Linked DNA regions of Homo sapiens: regions 1, 2 and 3 are each linked to region 4. The links are chromatin loops, found by intact Hi-C in ENCODE. Cell type or tissue: GM12878. All regions are shown on one strand. Each heading gives the region's core, and the rest is flanking DNA. Links, peaks and the distances in the headings are about the cores only. Region 1 overlaps SCAPER (S-phase cyclin A associated protein in the ER). Region 2 has its middle 2.7 kb from the start of ISL2. Region 3 overlaps ETFA (electron transfer flavoprotein subunit alpha). Region 4 overlaps TMEM266 (transmembrane protein 266).

Region 1 (4,430 bases), core at 629-3,128, 650 kb before region 4:
AGGAAGTATAATTCAGGAAACTTCCTAAGTTAATTTTAACTTTGAATGGTATATAGAAAGAAATGAGGTGGTCTGGAATATCTGGTAAAGAGCTATCAGCACTGAACCTCAGCCAACAGTCTAATGGTAAGCCAGCAGTGTAATTGTAGAGCTGTAATTAGAAGATGGTCTCCTGTGGCAATGTGACCTTGAACAACTCAGCCTCTGAACCTCAATTTATTAATCTGTAAAGTGGAGGTAATAATACATACTCTAAGAAGTGTATGAAGAGGGTCAAGAGATATGTTAAGTTGATTTATAATATACAGTTGTTCCTCAGTATCCATGGGGGATTGGTTTCATGATGTCTGTATTAGTCTGTTTTCATACTGCTGTAATGAACTGCCTGAGACTGGGTAATTTAAAAGGAAAGAGGTTTAATTGACTCACAGTTCAGCATGGTTGCGGAGGCCTCAGGAAACTCATACAATCATGGCAGAAGGCGAAGAGGAACCAAGGCACCTTCTTCACAAGGTGGCAGGAAGAACTGCCCAGCGAAGTGAGGAAGATCACCTTATAAAACCATCAGATCTTGTGAGAACTTACTATCATGAGAACAGCATGGGGGAAACTGCCCCCATGATTCAGTTACCTCCATCTGGTCTCTCCCTTTACACGTGGGGATTATGGAGATTATAATTCAAGATGAGATTTGGGTGGGGACAGAAAGCCTAACCATATCAATCTCCCATGGATATCAGAATGTTTGGATGTTCAAGTCCCTTATATAAAATGGTGTAGTATTTGCATATAACCTATGCATATCCTCCCATATACTTTAATCTTTAGATTGCTTATAATACCTAATGCAATGTAAATGTTATGTAAATAGTTGTTATACTGTATTGTTTAGAGAATAATGATAGGAAAAAAGTCCATACATGTTCAGTACAGATGCTTTTTATTTCTGGAGTAGTTTTGATTTGTAGTTGATTGAATCTTTATAAAAAATCCAGTCCCTGGAAGCCCTTTTATTTATTTATTTTCATGTTTTATTTTACTTCACCAGAGTACTGCAGTGGACTGTAAAATAACATCGTCTACGACTGGAGATAAACACTTTGATAAAAGTCCCACTAAAACAAGGCACCCTCGGAAAATTGATCTAAGAGCTCGATACTGGGCATTTCTTTTTGATAATCTTCGCCGAGCAGTAGATGAAATCTATGTAACTTGCGAATCAGATCAGAGTGTGGTCGAATGTAAGGTAAGGTTTGCTTTGAGGCCTTGTAATCCATTTGAACTCAGATTCTTGAATTTTTGCTACATGTGACTTGATCTTTTTTTTTTCTTTGAGATGGAGTTTTGCTCTGTCGCCCAGGCTGGAGTGTAGTGACGCGATCTTGGCTCATTACAACCTCTGCCTCCCAGGTTCAAGTGATTCTCCTGCCTTAGCCTCCTGAGTAGCTGGGATTACAGGCACATGCCACCACACCTGGCTAATTTTTGTATTTTTAGTAGAGACAGGGTTTTGCTGTGTTAGTCAAGCTGGTCTCGAACTCCTGACCTTAAGTGATCCACCCATCTCGGCCTCCCAAAGTGCTGTGATTATAGGCATGAGCCACTGTGCCTGGCCCTGACTGGATCATTTATCTTACTTTTTCTAGTTGTAATAAATTCTGTATGCTTTTCATTTAATTACCTCTTATGAAAAATTGTTCTTTTGATCCATACACTAACATCAGCATTATGCTTCACGTTTTCTTGATTTTGAAGATTTTTTTTGGCATTACCTAATTATATATTTTAGGTTCTGTGAAGGATTTGGTAGAAAGCTGTCTTGACACATAGTTCTGGGCAGGGAATCAAAGGGTTGGATACACACACAACATTATTTTTAAAATTCTTCTTATCTGTATTCTCCGTTGGTGCTGTAGATGGCACTAGTGAGATTTCACATTCTTTGGTTTCATGTTTAATGTCTAATTGGACATTACTCCCTTTCCATTGAGATACTTATCACTCTTCTAATTCACTTTGGTCAGGGAAAAGTGAGATTGATGGCTAACGATAAACAATCCTGGGTGGGATTGGGATGTCATTGTAAGGTGTGTTTTCTAATTTTAAATAATCTTGTGTTTGTAGTAGGATATTAAACAGACACATGGTGTAGAGTGTCTCTATCTAAAAAGCCTGGCCTTTTAGTAAGTAGAGACTTTATACCATATTACTTTTTACTGAATAAAACTATTTTGAGGAAAACCAGAGTGATACATGTTTACAGAAATATTAAAGAGATAACTTCTGTTTTTATGATGAACATGGTTGAAAACCCTGGAATTCATTATTTAACCTTTGAAATATATGAGGGGTTAAAGAAGAGTTACATATTGAGACAGCAGCTATGTTTCCTCTTAAATTGGAAACAGTCAAAATAGGTTTTAGACTAACTTAAAAATACTAGTTATCAAAAGCAGGTTTCAAAATGAACAGTAGTTGAAACCATCTAAATATATGTTGTGTGGTTGTTACACTTAAATGTTGTTACTATCAACATACAAAAACTTTTTTTTTTTTTTTTTTGAGGCAGGTCTTTTTCTGTCACCCAGGCCAGAATGTGGTGGTACAAACATGGCTTACGAAGCCTTGACCTTCTGGGCTCAAGCAGTCCTCCTGCCTCAGCCTCCTGAGTAGCTGGGACCACAGGCGTATGCCACCATGCCTGGCTAATTTTAAAAAAATTTTTGTAGCGATGAGGATGCATCATGTTGCCCAGGCTAGTCTTGAACTCCTGGGCTCAAGCGATCCTCCTACCTCAGCATTCCAAAGTGGTGGGATTATAGGTATGAGCCACCATGCCCAGCCACTTTTTATGTTTAAAGAAAAACATTTTTAAGTAAAATCATATTCTTGGAGTATAATGAGTCAGTATGTTGCGGTAGAAGACACTACTGGACTTAGTTTTCTGTTATGCTTTGTAAACTGAGCATTTGGGCTTAGAATATCTCTAGATTACCCCTAGAGATTAATCAAAGCAGCAGTTTCTTTTTTTGTTGTTGTTTAAAAATAACAAATGACTGATTGATGAAATCAAATTTACTTAAAAATATATATACTTTTTGAGTAAAGTGAGATTGACCAATTGCAATGACGTCTTTTTGTGATAAGCAGAAACTTGCACCTGTCTCTGACATGACTGTGTTTTAGGAAGCTAGAACTGGCCACAAGAAAGTGTGGCTTTTATTTCTGGTTCTGTCACTTATTCCAAGCTTTATAAAAGCTTACTAGCAATAGATTTTTTTGTGTGTAAGTTATAGATTAAAAGAATGGAGAAAGTTTCGACAAAGTGAGAGGAATAGAGATGTGTTTTCCATTCTTTATTCTGTGCCAAGATGCTCAAAGGCTTATGCTGAGAAATCTAGGAGTTTAAAAGGTATTTTTATATTCTACTCTTCTCCTCATCCAAGACTTACAGGTGGTGATGTAAGAAGATAAAATTTAACGTTTGGTCTAAGCACATGCTGGGTATATACTAACTAGTTTTCTTGTTTTGTTTTGCTTTATTCTCATTATCAAAGCACTGCCATCCATGATCTCATTTGGTTAGTATCTTTATGAGATACATGACGCAATAATTTTTCCTCATTTTGTACGTGGATTCAGCCATTGTTTTGTTAATGCACTGAAAGATTTTTTCCTATTTGTGATTTTTATCCTTTAGCCTTAGTTAAAATAATCACAGTTCAGTTCTGTGTCTCATATGTAAAATGCAGTTAATAACACATATATGTAATTCACATGGTAAGTATAGCATGATGTGAAAAGTATCTTTCCTGTTTGCCCAGGATTTCTGACTAGATGCTAACTTTGTAATCAAAAGAAGATACATTCCTCATTTTTTGAGTTTGAAGATTGTGCCTGTTTATGACATTGGCTACTTTACTACATAAATTGCTAAGAACTGACGTTCCAGCAAAACTCTAAGCATCACCCCTACATTTCCCTTGCTCTCTTACCAAGTAAGCTAGGGTGGGCTGGGGGAGTTGCTTTTTGGAGTGTGCTTAATGAAGTGGTGGCCATCTCCTCATTTGTTCTCACAAAATTTTGAGGTAAGGGTTGAAAGAGTTGGTTGTGAAATTTGTGGGTGTGGCTGCCGGAAGGGGAGATTGGCATCTTCTTCTCCGGTTGAATGTTTGTTGTGTGGACTGATTTTGGTGTCTCTGGAATGTGTTGAGAGAGTTTGGGGGAAAACATGCTGGGAATACATTTTATTTTCCTTTCCTTGTTTCCCATTTCAATCTGGAGGGAACTAGATGTGTGTCTCTGGAGGCTTGGGGACACTTTTGGATATAGAGACTGGCACCTGCATCTTAGAGATTTTGTAGCACAGTAGACTTGCTGGAGTAGCCTGTGCCAGCTGGGCTTGAAGGGACTCTAGGATAGTATGCCTT
Region 2 (4,430 bases), core at 1,309-3,808, 140 kb before region 4:
AAAAAAAAATTAAACCCACTCTCAGGACGAGAGAGCCGAGGACAAGGGGGATCCGTTTGGACGTGACCGTCATCGTCCAGCTGGTCACCTTTCTCCTCTCATGTGCCTTTGTTCTTCGGGTCCAAGCTAGAGAGAGTGTAGAGAATGACCACCTGGGTTCTGATAAACTCTATTTAGACTTTCCTATCCACACACACGTAGAAAACTTTAGATTGGGGCATTACGTGGGTTGAGCCAGAACCCAGATCCAAAAGCGCTCACCCGGGACTGGGACGGGTCCTGACTCCATCCTTGCTGCTGCTGCCGCTGCTGCTGCCCCTCCTCCCTCTCCTCCACCACCACCTCCTCCTCCTGCTCCACTTCCTTTTTTTTGTTGTTTTGTTTTGCTTTTAATTTGTTGCTGTTGTTGTTTTAAATGTAACATGGACTTCCCCGCCCCCTCATTTTTCCCCCATCCAAATGGCATAGCTCCTTTTAGGAACACTGCTGGGGTCGATTGCGTGTCCAACTTCCAAAATAAAAGATTTTTCTAAACTCTTGTCCTTCATTAACAAACCCACTGCAATGCAAATAATCAGAAACGAACGTAAGGCGCTGGGTAATTTACAGTGGTATCTGCGAGGCGGCGGCTCGTTGGTCCTGAGAAAATCTGAGAGCTCTGAGCACAGTCCAGGCATTCTTTCAAAGAAATCGCTGTGGGTTTTGTTTGAAAGGGTTCAAAGACCGGCCCATGAATTATAAATAACATTTATCCAACCATGGTGTCTGTTCTTGTTTTCCCATTAAAAGGAGTACCAAGAACTTGGTGTGCGCCTGGGTGGGGCGCGAGGTGAAACGCCTGCGGATAAAGTGTCTCCACCGCCATTCCAGACCCTGCCCAGACCTTCGGGCTTGTGGGCCTGAGGGCGCGGTCGCTACTGCCGTTCTACTAAGAGCATGAGGTTGGTTGGCGTCGAAACGGATGCAGCCGAGGGCGCAGGCCGAGGCTTTGCAGAAGGCTAGGGCGAGGCCCCGAGTGCACGCTAACATTATTCGACCATGGTCCACGGTGAACGTTCCTCACCGGCCCCGCGCTGGGGCGAGCGCTTTAAGCCTCGTCCAGTAGCGTCCGGCTTTTGAGCTCCGCCTCCACCTTTAGGAGGTCTAGTCTTCTCACCGGTCCGGCTTTTTTTTTTTTTTTTTTTTTTTTTTTTTTGAGATAGACTCTTGCTGTGCCGCCCAGGCTGGAGTGTAATGGTGCGATCTCGGCTCACTGCAACCTCCGCCTCCCGGGTTCAAGCGATTCTCCTGCCTCAGCCTCCTGAGTAGCTGAGATTGCAGGCGAGCGCCACCACGCCCCGCTAATTTTTGTATTTTTAGTAGAAACCGGGTTTCACCATGTTTGTCAGGCTGGTCTCGAACTCCTGACCTCGTGATCCGCCCACCTCGGCTTCCCACAGTGCTGGGATTACAGGCGTGAGCCACCGCGCCGGGCCACCGGACCGGCTCTTGTTACAGTTTACCACCCGTTGGCCAATAGGCCATTTCTTGCGTCTTTAGTCAACAGTCCCCCAAAGAGCGCTCACCCTGAGTGTGTGCGGGCAGGTCAGGGGTTGGGGGATGCTGCGTTTGAATGAATGTGTTTATGTAAATGGGGGACAAGAGCGAGGGGGTGGGTATCTGTGCCTGAGGCTGTGCCAGGACACCTGTGTGACCTCAGGCATCTTATTTTAATTCTCCTTCCCTCAGTTTCCTCATCTGTAAAATGGGGGTATAATAATTGTAGCTATCTCTATTACATAATAATTAAATAAACTGTTCTCTGGAAAGGGCTTAGAGCAATACCTAGCACAGAGTAAGTGCTCCATATGTGTTAATTATGACAGTTATGACTGTGGCTGTATCTTTATGTTGGGAGCCTCTGCCCACCCTGCCTGCGTGTGTCTGGATGGGGAGGGGAGGTCTAAGTATGTCTCAGTATGTGTCATCTGATGATTTCTTTGTGATTTCGATGTGTGCTTGCTGTGTGTGTGTCTGCTGTGTAGATGGGGTTTGGAGATGTGTGGTCTGTGCATAGACTTTGTGTACAGGTTATATCTGTGAATGTGGGTGCACAGTCAGAACTGGGAGGGGACTCGGTGTGTGTGTCTGCATGTGGAGTGAGGAGGTGCGTCTGGCCCAATGGCCCTACCCTTAGGTGACCCTGGACTAGGCCTGGCTCCCAGCACCTACTAGCTCTTGCTCGCCAGGCCAGGAGCAAGCACATCTATAATTCAGGGGTTCAGACAGCTGGCCAGGAGGGGGCAGCCCCAGGCTGGAATCGTAGTCCCAGCTTTTAACCGTCTCCTGCCCAGAGAAACTCTTCCTTCCCGTCCAGAAAAACCTGTCCTTTGAAACTTCACTAGGGAGGTGGGGATTGGAGAGGGTCACCCCTCCTGGGATGCTAGGAAGCCAGGTCAAAACAAATATTTGTTCAGGGCCACCATGTGCAAAGTCCTTGTTGTTAGCCTATTAGGTCTTAAAAGTAATGCCATGTGGTGAGTAGTATTGGGCCCCTCCAATCCTCGAGGAAACTGAGGCTCAGAGAGGGGAAGTTACTGCCTCAGGTCACAGGTTAAATCATTGCTGGCATTGAACCCAGGTCTATCTGGCTCCATCTTGCTTGCTTTTTTCACTGTGCCATTGAAGAGCCACATGAGTGTAGCTCCATCATTCACCCATTTCACATCTCTGGAGCTGTAAAACCAGGGATCCATTTCAAAATCACTCCATGTGTGACTTCTGGTCACAGCCACCCCTGAGAGACCAGCACTGACATGGGAGAAGAAAACACCTGCACCTGCTGGGCACGGCCACAGGCACCATTGATGTGGCCCTACCCTGGTTCTCTGCCTCCTGGCTGCTCCCTTCTCAGGTATGGAGGGGCCACACACTCTCCACATCCCAGGCTGGCATGCAGGAGACCTGGGTGCCTCCTATCCTGGGTCTTAGATCACTTTCTCCTTATCAGGAATGGCAGCTTGAGCTCCATAGCTATGCTTTATCCCATAAAACTAGCCTGTACTGGGGAGAGTTCAGAAGCACAGAGAAGTCTCCCTGATTATTTTCTCCCCAAAACCTCCTCTACCACATCACTTACAAAGGCACAGCCCCATGCACAATGTCCAGCCAACACAGAGGAAGCTGTTGCTAGTGTGGGAGCATCAGTCCTACTGTGAATATCAGGAAGGAAACTGAGGCCTGGTGACCTGTTACCCAGCATGTGATGGAGATGGAGCCGGAAGCCAGGTCCCCTAACCCAGGCCAGACCTCTTCCTGCTGGACTCCCTCTGGATGATCTTCTGCTGTCCAGGGCTGAGACCTTGCTGCCCAGCTTAAGTCACTGGACCAGGCTTCTCCTCTTGCTCCAGGCTCCATCCCCCTCCATTCTCCTTCTGCCCCACTCCCAAAGGCTTTTACTCTTCTCCAAAGGTAGTTGGAGATGTTGAATACAGCAGGCCAGAGACAGCCTCAGCATCCACATCTTCACCCACCACAGGCATCTGAGAACTTGCTTTTGAGATAGGGATGGAGCACCATGTTTCAAAGAAGAAACTAAGGCCTGGGGGCAGGAAGAAACTTGGCAAGTCAAGGTCAGGCTTCAGGCTTCCTGACATCCAAGACCCATGCTCTCTCCCCAGCTTTGCCTGCCTCCCCAACCCCAGATTCCCTTTGAGCAAACAGGTACCCACAGGCACTGCTGGGCCCCTCTCACTCCTTCCTGAGTCCCCTTCTCTCTTCCCTAAGTTACTGAGCACGTGCTGTAGCTGGGGCTCTGGGCTAAGCAGCCGTATGAGGTCTCATTAAAGTGCCCACCAATCTCCTGAGCAGGAATGGCCACATAATTTGCAGATCCCATTGCAAAATAAAAATGCACGACCCTTTGTTTAAAAAATTATTAAGAATTTCAGGCCGGGCGCGATGGCTCACACCTGTAATCCCAGCACTTTGGGAGGCCGAGGTGGGCAGATCACAAGGTCAGGAGATCGAGACCATCCTGGCTAACATGGTGAAACCCTGTCTCTACTAAAAATACAAAAAAATTAGCCGGGCGTGGTGGTGGGCGCCTGTAGTCCCAGCTACTCGGGAGGCTGAGGCAGGAGAATGGCGTGAATCTGGGAGGCGGAGCTTGCAGTGAGCCGAGATTGCGCCACTGAACTCGAGCCTGGGCGACACAGCGAGACTCAGTCTCAAAAAAAAAAAAAAAAAAAGGGAGGGGGGAGGGATAGCATTAGGAGATATACCTAATGTTAAATGACGAGTTAATGGGTGCAGCACACCAACATGGCACATGTATACATATGTAACTAACCTGCACGTTGTGCACATGTACCCTAAAACTTAAAGTATAATTTAAAAAAAGTTTGAGTATTTATGTATGTGTATGTGCATGTACATGCACAGAAAAAAAT
Region 3 (4,430 bases), core at 700-3,199, 94 kb before region 4:
TTGCTTGAGCCAGAAGGTCGAGGCTATGGTGAGTTGTGATCATGCCACAGCACTCCAGCCTGGGCAACAGAGCAAGACCCTGTCTCAAGAAAAAGAAAAGAAATTCATTTCAGTGTCTCTTCAGTTGATTTTTTGCTTAGCACACTGGTCTCTAGTGGGGTCGGAGAAGGCAGTGAACTCTTCGTTTTTTGCCTGATTAAAGTTGTGTATTCCAGTATGAATGGCTAATTCTGAAATTAGACTTTTCATCTTCCATAATGTTTGAGGGAAAATATTTTGTCATGGTTTAGGTTACTGTTAATGTGATAGCTAATCCAGAGTGTCTCAAATCCTCTTAAAATCTTAGCACATTCATACCTGTTCTTTATGACCTATTGTGTTTTCAAGATATTCCTCCTTTAGCATGCACAGTAGCTACATTCTTCCTAAGTTGTTGCAGCTCATAGTTTTGAGTTACTGATTGTATTGTTTTTGGAGAAGGAAGCTTTGTTCATATTCCTTTTAGAGGTGTAGTGTACCTTCTTAGTGTGGATGCCTGTTCGAGTTTCTTCCTTCTAGGTGTGGTAGTACCTGTCCTGCTTTTAAAGACATCCAGGGTTATACAGATATCTGCTGATATGTTTCTTCACCGTTATGGTTCATTTTTTCCTATACTTAATAGAGTTAGAAGACAACTGGTCAATAGTTATTTCTTGCCTTGTCTGTGAAGTAAATTCCAAGCATCAAAGGAGTGCTAGTTTTGTTGCCTTTTGCTGTTGCTTTTAAGAAATAGATTGTATGTTTCAGGAAATGCTCTATGTACAGTGAAGTGTGATGAGAAAGTGAAAGTGTTTTCTGTCCGTGGAACATCCTTTGATGCTGCAGCAACAAGTGGCGGTAGTGCCAGTTCAGAAAAGGGTGAGTGTTCATTTGGAGTTTTTTTGTTTTGTTTCTTACTTTTTTAATTCATAGACTGTATTATAATAAGAGATGACCTCTGCCTACATTTCTAATGAATAGTATTTGAAAGTTCAATTTAAATGATATTCCCAAGCTTATACAAAAATAATAAATATGTATAACTTACATCTTTTTCACATTATCTTTGGTACTAGGATAGTTGCTTTGGTAGATCAAGGGAGTGGGAGACAGAGGATCTATTAAGATTAAGCTTTTTTACTCTTGTCACTGTTTCCTATTATATTTGGGTGATTCAGTATAACAGAAGAATGTAATAGGAAACGTGTGGAGGGTGTCACACTTTAACATATATAGTGTCTTATTTGAACCTCATAGAAAGAAAGTTATTCTATATTCAGACTCAGAGAATTGAATGATTTCTGGAGTCATACAGCTAATGTGGCAAAGGCTGGAATCTAGTCTCCTTAAGTCTTTCCATTATCAGAGAGAATTAATTAGGAGCACTGAAAATTCACAGTAATTAACTTAAATTTCGTGGAATTATATACTTGTGTGTTTCTCTTGAAAATAATTCTTGTTATAGAACTTGAAATCATAGTCATTGTTTTATTATGTATTAATGTATGCAGCATCAAGTACTTCACCAGTGGAAATATCAGAGTGGCTTGACCAGAAATTAACAAAAAGTGATCGACCAGAGCTAACAGGTGCCAAAGTGGTGGTATCTGGTGGTAAGTGAAATATTAATCTTAAAAGATGTAAATTGAAAATACTTTGATTTTTTTTTTTATTTTTAGTATTTATTTTAGAAGTACACAGATCTTTTTCAAATGTAAGAAGTTGGGAAGTTTGGGATATTATTCCCATTTAACCAATTAGGAAAATGAAATTATGAGCATAATACACAGTTTGGGGTTTCTGTTGCACACCTAGTCACTGGCACCAGGGGGAGCATGGTATAAATCTTATCTGCATAACTTTGCCACTTGGTGCCATCTTATTGATGGACTTCCATGAATTCTGCAGAGTATGGTTGGCTTCTCAATTATAGATAGAACTGGCTTGAATTTCAGGGCCATCTTGTGTATAATTCCTACCCTTCTTTCCACTTGGAAAGATTTCCAGAGTTGTCCATGTCTTTGTGTATAACTCTTTAAAAAGTTTCTTAACATTTAATATCAAAACTGTTAATATTGCATAAGACATGCTTATTTTTATACATCATGCTCCTTGTCTTTAAAAACAATGATTTTTTTATGGCCCACTGACTAACTTTTTGAAAAAATAAGGACTGTTATGCTTTTTAAATCCTTGCAATTAAACATCCAACAAAATAAGCTTTCAGACAGCCTTCTATTGCAAGTATCATTGAGAAAAAAAAATTAATATTTTGAAGTGATATATCTGACTTGTTTTTCGTTTTCTTTTTTTCTTTTTGAGATGGAGTTTCGCTCTTGTTGCCTAGGCTGGAGTGCAATGGCACAATCTCTGCTCACCGCCACCTCCACCTCCCAGGTTCAAGCGATTCTCCTGCCTCAGCCTCCCGAGTAGCTGGGATTACAGGCATGTGCCACTACGCCCAGCGCGGTGACTCACACCTGTAATTCCAGCACTTTGGGAAGCCGAGGCGGGTGGATCACCCGAGGTCAAGTGTTCGAGACCAGCCTGGCCAACATAGTGAAACCCCGTCTCTATTAAAAATACAAAAAATTAGCTGGGCATGGTGGTGGATGCCAGTAGTCCCAGCTACTCAGGAGGGTGAGGCAGGAGAATTGCTTGAACCTGGGAGGCAGAGGTTGCAGTGAGCCGAGATCGCACCATTGCATTTCAGCCTGGGCAACAAGAGTGAAACTCCTCCTAAAAAATAAATAAATAAATAAATAAAAATAATAATTTTGTATTTTTAGTAGAGACGGAGGTTCTGCATGTTGGTCAGGCTGGTCTCGAAATCCTGACCTCAGGTGATCCGCCCACTTCAGCCTCCCAAAGTGTTGGGATTACAGGTGTGAGCCACCGAGCTGGGCCCTGACTTGTTTATTCACTTATTTATTCAAGAAATGTATATTGGTTATCTGTTCTATGACAGGCTTATTGCCAAGTGCTGGAGAAACAGATGAAAAGGCAGAATGTTCTTCCTCTCGAGGAGTTTAAAGTCCTTGAGATGACTCCCATTCAAATAATAACTTTATTCAGTCATTCAGAGAAATTTATTGAGCATCTATTATATGTAGAGTTTTGCTAAATATTGCAGATATGGCAGTGACCAAGATAGATATAGATCCTGAAATTAAAGAGTTTTTATTCTAGTGGGAAAAAAACTCATATTAATTACACAATTAGTTAACTAGGTAATCATAGTAGTGTTGAATGCTTTATAGAAGTATAGGAGTGTCAGAGGCCAGAAAAGGTTTATAGAGGAGGTGACATGCTTAATATGGCAGTTACATAATATGAAAATTTACTCCAGTATATAAAATAGCAAAATTGTTCCAGAATGTATTTGATGTTTGCCTAATTTTTTTTTTTCATCTTTTTAAATGAGGTCGAGGCTTGAAGAGTGGAGAGAACTTTAAGTTGTTATATGACTTGGCAGATCAACTACATGCTGCAGGTAAAGTTATTTTCCTTAGTAGAAAGATATTCCCTTTTTGTTGGAAATATTTTTTCTTCATTATTTCATTTTTGTGTAAGTCTTTCAGCCCTACAAATTATTTTACTTTTCCGGATTTTTCAGTTTTTCTCTCTGAACCAGTTTTTCTTAAGCCTCCAAGTAAATGGTATATAGCATTCAGTGAGGAGAAGGCCTCCTAGTATCTCTTACCTTTGCCTAATCTTAGTAGGTTTTCTTTTTTCTTCACTTTAAAAATAATGAAATGGGCCAGGCGCAGTGACACACACCTGTAATCCTAGCACTTTAGGTTGCTGAGGCAGGAGGACTGCTTGAGCCCAGGAATTTGAGACCAGCCCTAGCAATGTAGTGAGACCCCATCTCTACAAAACGTTTAAAAATTAGCCAGGCATATTGGTGTGTGCTTGTAGTCCCAGGTACTCAGGAGGCTGAGGTGGGAGGATTGCTTGAGCTTGAGAGGTGGAGGCGACAGTGCACTGTGGTCGTGCCACTGCATTCCAGTCTGGGCAACAGAGTGAGACCCTGTCTCAAAAATAATAAAAGACAAAATAATGAAATGTTAGTTTCAGTGCCTACTTCAGATTCAGGAATACCCTGGTTTTTCATCTTTTTTTTGGTGGTCTTAATATAACTCTTATACAAATAGAAATACATTTAAAGTTTTTAAGTTTGTAGTTAAAAATATAGAATTGTAGTTAACCATTTATAGGTAAGGTAGAACCTATTGCTAAAAGTACATTGATGAGAAGGGAGTGATGTTTTTTGAAAAACCAAAAAAATTTAAGCCAGGCACAGTAGCATGTGTCTGTAATCCCAGTTACTTGGGAGGCTGAGTTAGGAGGATTGCTTGAACCTAGGAATTTGAGACCAGCCTAGGCAACCTAATTGAGACCCTGTTTTG
Region 4 (4,430 bases), core at 1,009-3,508:
CTCCAGTCATGGAGCTGAGGAGTGGCAGAGGCTGGAGCTCAGGCCTCTTGCCTCCCCAGCTGCTCAGCCTGCCCGGCTGCGTCCTCACTGCCCTGCAGGGGACACGGCATGCCAAGGCAGAGTGGCTCCTGGATGAAGCTGGGGTTTTGGGTCCCACAGCCCGAGTTCCCAGCCCAGTACCACCATTTCCTGGCTTGGGTGGCCCCGTGCAATTCCCGAAACCTCTGAGCCTCGCAGCAGCCCTGTGAGGAAGCCTCAGTACTGCTCCTACTTGACAGCTGGCAAAACTAAGGCCCCAAGAGAGTCCCATCACATAACTGGCTGACAGAAGAGTTGGGATTTGAATCTCGAAATAACTCCCTTCCATACAGGACCCTACCCTGGGCTATCGCTCGTGTTCCCATCTCCACCAACATCACCGTCTCGTGAATTCTCACCGTCTGCAAGGCTCAAGCTCTGGGCTACTGTGGCCCCGGGCCTGGACTTGTTTGGGCCCCAGTAGGTGGTAGTCCAGTAGGAAGCCCCAGACCTCTGTCTGGAAGCCTGGCTCTGCCACTTATTAGCGATGCGCCTTTGGACGGCTTTCCTGGGTCTCGGTTTCTTCAGCCATACAACAGAAAAGTCACACCTCCTCCTCCGGCTACCGCGAGGACAGGGAAGACACCACACACAACGCACGCCAGTGGCCACAGGCATGAAATGGGGACGAGTCATTTCTAGTTTGGGTCGGTGGCTGGACTACATGCTCTCTCCTGGGCTCTGACAGGCAGTACCGAGGCTACTGATCTGAGCGTGTCCCCCAATCACGAGTGAAGGAGGGGCACACACCTGAAAGGAACCCCATCCACTCTGCGCACAGTCCCGGGGCGCGAGAGGGAGGCGAGGGGGATCCCCGGCCGTGACACTCTGGGGCCGGGTGGAGACCCGGGCTTACCTTGCGAGGGCTGCAGCTCCTCCACGACGCTCTCGGCCGCCGTCTCCTCGTCCCACGTGCCGGCCTCCAACACTTTGAAGCGGCTGCGCGGCTGGCTGAGCACGTGCGGGGCCTGGAGCGCCGCTTCGCGCTCGGCAGCCAGGTCCAGGTCCTGCTGCGCCAGGTGCGCGCGCAGCTGCCGGATCTCAAACTGCGGAGGGAGACGGGCAAGGCTGAATCAGCGGCGAGGGGCCGGCGGGGGCCTCCAGCCTGACCTCTGGGCGCTTTGCTCCTGCATGGGGGCGGGGTGGGGAGGACTGGGCTGAGCCTCCCGCAGCTGGATGATTCCTTAGGAATCTCCCAGCATCGCGGTTCGCAAGAGCTTCTTACGGTTGCGGAGCCTTTTCCAACCTGTGCGATCCTGCGTCTCAGGTGCCTTGCAGTCTGGCCCCCATCTCACGGATGCCCGGGAGAGGAAACACAACGTGTTTCCTTTGTGGAAAGGCCACTGGACGGGGAGTCAGGAGCCCTGGGTGCAAATTCAGTTCTAGCTCTTCGCCCAGATGTGTGACCCCAAGGGGTGCTCGACAACATGAAAGCCTCTTTCAGAACAGGAAACCTCAGGACACCCAGGGCCCCCGTCCCAGCCTGGGGGACCCCATCCTGGCGTCACTGCCCGCTGGTCTGAACACTGGCTCGTTTTCTCCACGAGGAGGCACCCAGGACCAGACCGATTCAGTCCAAGCCGTGTGGCTTCCTGGCCCTGTGGCCTTGAGCAAGTCCCGTCACCTCTCCAGCCTAAGTTTCCTTTTCTGTAAAATGGGGTTTTCACCTCTTTGAGGACTTGGGTTGCTTCCTCTTAAGGGCTTTCTCCCAGATGGCGTGGCAGCCTATTTGAATTTCCTGCATTGCACTTATCACCTTCTGATATTATTGTGTATTTAATGTTTTGTTGATTTTACTTTTACGAAGGTAAAGCACACTCACAGCTGAAAGCATTCATGAACAATAGGGTGGCCAGGCAGCAACCTGGCCTTGTAAAAGCTGCACACATTTTAATTTTGTTTTACTTTCTGTTGGGGAAAGCTTCTTGGAAAGGCTTCCAGATACCTCTTGGGTTTGTGGGTGAGATGGCTGTTCACGCGCCAAGGCCTTCATGGGACATCTGGGCCAACGAGGAGTTTAGGTCTGACACTGCAGGTCCCGGCCGCGGGCTCGCGGGAAGGAGAGCCTTCACCGCCACCTAGTGTTCCCCGCACGCCTCGCACCGCTTCTAAACGGAGCGAGTCGGGAGGGCGGACAGAGAAATACCACGCCCGGGCGCCCTGCCTAAGAGGTCACCTACTTACCAATGCCGCGCAAATGCACCTCGCCAGCCCTGACCCCTCAAACTGGGGTGTCAGACTCTCATCGCCAATGCCTCCACGACAGTATCACTTTCACAGGAGTTGCAAAATCAATCTGGTCAAAGCAGGACTCCTCACTGTCTCTCCAAACCTGTTCCTCAAGTGTTTTTATCTCATTTTAGCTGGAGCCAAAAATGCAATCACCTTCCTTGCTTCCTCCCTTTCCCCCACCCCAACATCCCATCCATCCCCCAAGTCCAGCAGCTGTCCCGCCTCCCTCCACCTCCACTGCCAGCTCTGGCCCCTACAGCCGTGGCTTCTGTGTCCCTCTGCCATCACTCCAACAGGACTCAGGGGGACTCTCCCACACCCAGGTCAGATCATGACACTCCTGTCCATAAACCTCGATGGTTCGCCACCCCACCTGGGAGACAGCCCGAGCTCCTTAGCTTTGGCTTACAAAGCACGTGCACCATCTGGCCCTGCCCACCTGACCAACTTGTCTCATCCTCTCTCCCGTGACCTGACCCCAAGACGCAATCCTTCTTCTGGTTCTGTAAAGATACCAAGCATGCGCTGGTCTCAGGGCCGCGTTCTCAGCTGCTTCCTCTGTCCCAGATCACACGGTGGCCCCCCTCAGAGGGGCCTTCCCTGACCCACCACCTAGGGCAGCCCCCCAGGCACTCAGTTGCATCAGCCTATCTGAATTCTCTGCATTGAACTTATCACCTTCTGATATTATTGTGTATTTATTTTAATATTTTGTTGATTTTACTTTTATGAACGTAAAACACATACAACTAAAAGCATTCACCAACAACAGGGTGGCCAGGCAGCAACCTGGCACTGGACAGCCTCCCAATGTCAGTGTCTATAGGTTCGGTCTCTGGGACTGCAGGTTTTCAGCTTCCTGCCTGAGGCTATAATTTTGGTTGCCTCTGTGCTGGGAGTAGGGCAGGGGAATAGGGCAGAGGGTCCCACTTTTAGGGGGAAAGATTTTCATTTAATCCTCATTTTCAGCCCTCCACCTTTCCCCAGGTCCCTGCCTAACCCAGTGCCCACATGCAGAGCCCCCTGGTTCATTTTCTCCCAAGGACAAACCCCTTGACTCTTGCAGGGTGGGGGAGCTCAGTCTCCTGGCCATGCAGGATTTGGGAGGGTGTCTTGGGATCTCAAATATTATGCATGCAGACCTTTAGCCACCCCCACCCAGTGTCAGCTTCACACTACACCCCCTTCCTCCCAGACTCTCAGGGGTTCCGAGGGGAAAAGTACCCCATTTCCCTCACTGTCCTCCTCTGTGAGCACTTTAGTGACACATGCCCCACTCTGTTCAATCAGTTGCCACTTTCTTGTCTAGTCTTCATTTCCCCGCAATTCACTAAAACCTCTTTCCTCTTTGTCCTGATGGACAAGACTTAAAGAGGCCTTCCTTCCTTCCCTCCTTCTTTCCTTCCTTCCTTCCTTCCTCCCTCCCTCCCCTCCTTCTTTCTCTGCTCCCTCTTTCTTTTTTTGAGACAAGATTGTCACGATGGACAGAGACCTACCCTTCCTTCCTCCCTTCCTCCCTTCCTTACTTCCCTCCTTCCCTTCCTCCCTCTCTCCTTTCTCTTTCTCTGTCTTTTTCTTTCTTTCTTTTCTGAGACAAGGTTTTACTCTGTCTGCCACACTAAAGTGCAGTGGCATGATCATAGCTCACTGCAGCCTTGTACTCATGGGTTCAAGTGATCCTCCCACCTCAGCCTCCTGAGTAACTGGGACGACAGGCACATGCCCGGCTAATTTTTTTATTCTTATATTTTGTAGGGACAAGATATATTTTGTAGGGTCTTGCCATGTTGCCCAGACTGGTCTCAAACTTCTGGACTCAAGCAATCCTCCACCTTCCTCAGCCTCCCAAAGTGCTAGGATTACAGGTGTGAGCCACTGTACTTGTCCAAGAGATAGTTTCTTAATTCTTATGCATTTATGATTTTGTTCTTTACTATCATTCCATTGGGGTTTGGGGAAGGAAATCAGATAAATATTTGTGATCATGCTTGATATGGTTTGGCTGTGTCCCCACCCAAATCTCATCTCGAATTGTAGTTCCCATAATCCCCATTTGTCGTGGGAGGGACCCAGTGGGAGGTGATTGAATCTTGGGGGTGGTTACTCCCATGCTTTCTCAT

Evidence for each region. Peaks named below come from ENCODE experiments on the same cell type or tissue, not always from the same donor. Only the 100,000 strongest peaks of a DNase experiment are listed, where the experiment ranks them.
Region 1: it touches region 4 in a loop (16-fold over the local background); 15 of 110 quality-filtered maps call a loop at or near these places.
Region 2: it touches region 4 in a loop (2.6-fold over the local background); 69 of 110 quality-filtered maps call a loop at or near these places.
Region 3: it touches region 4 in a loop (5-fold over the local background); 17 of 110 quality-filtered maps call a loop at or near these places.

Annotation. Positions count from the first base shown.
Region 1 is chr15:76,838,550-76,842,979 of GRCh38, reverse strand. SCAPER (S-phase cyclin A associated protein in the ER) reads left to right here. Exons shown (of 32, transcript NM_020843.4): 5 at 1,049-1,246. Among named protein-coding and RNA genes, the nearest start is that of SCAPER, 65 kb to the left of the region's middle. In GM12878, for the core only: a CTCF peak has its summit at 1,917 (motif pointing right); a DNase peak (open chromatin) is centred at 1,936.
Region 2 is chr15:76,331,878-76,336,307 of GRCh38, reverse strand. No RefSeq gene overlaps it. Among named protein-coding and RNA genes, the nearest start is that of ISL2, 2.7 kb to the left of the region's middle. In GM12878, for the core only: a CTCF peak has its summit at 2,281 (motif pointing right); no DNase peak of the experiment used is centred there; H3K27me3 peaks cover 191 bases.
Region 3 is chr15:76,282,838-76,287,267 of GRCh38, reverse strand. ETFA (electron transfer flavoprotein subunit alpha) reads left to right here. Exons shown (of 12, transcript NM_000126.4): 6 at 787-897; 7 at 1,530-1,631; 8 at 3,443-3,511. Among named protein-coding and RNA genes, the nearest start is that of ETFA, 26 kb to the left of the region's middle. In GM12878, for the core only: a CTCF peak has its summit at 1,844 (motif pointing right); a DNase peak (open chromatin) is centred at 787; H3K27ac peaks cover 553 bases.
Region 4 is chr15:76,188,662-76,193,091 of GRCh38, reverse strand. It overlaps TMEM266 (transmembrane protein 266), which reads right to left. Exons shown (of 11, transcript NM_152335.5): 9 at 935-1,124. Among named protein-coding and RNA genes, the nearest start is that of ETFA, 120 kb to the left of the region's middle. RefSeq lists an enhancer at 1,991-2,060 and a silencer at 2,842-2,995. In GM12878, for the core only: a CTCF peak has its summit at 2,157 (motif pointing left); DNase peaks (open chromatin) are centred at 1,871 and 2,101; H3K4me3 peaks cover 564 bases; H3K27ac peaks cover 583 bases.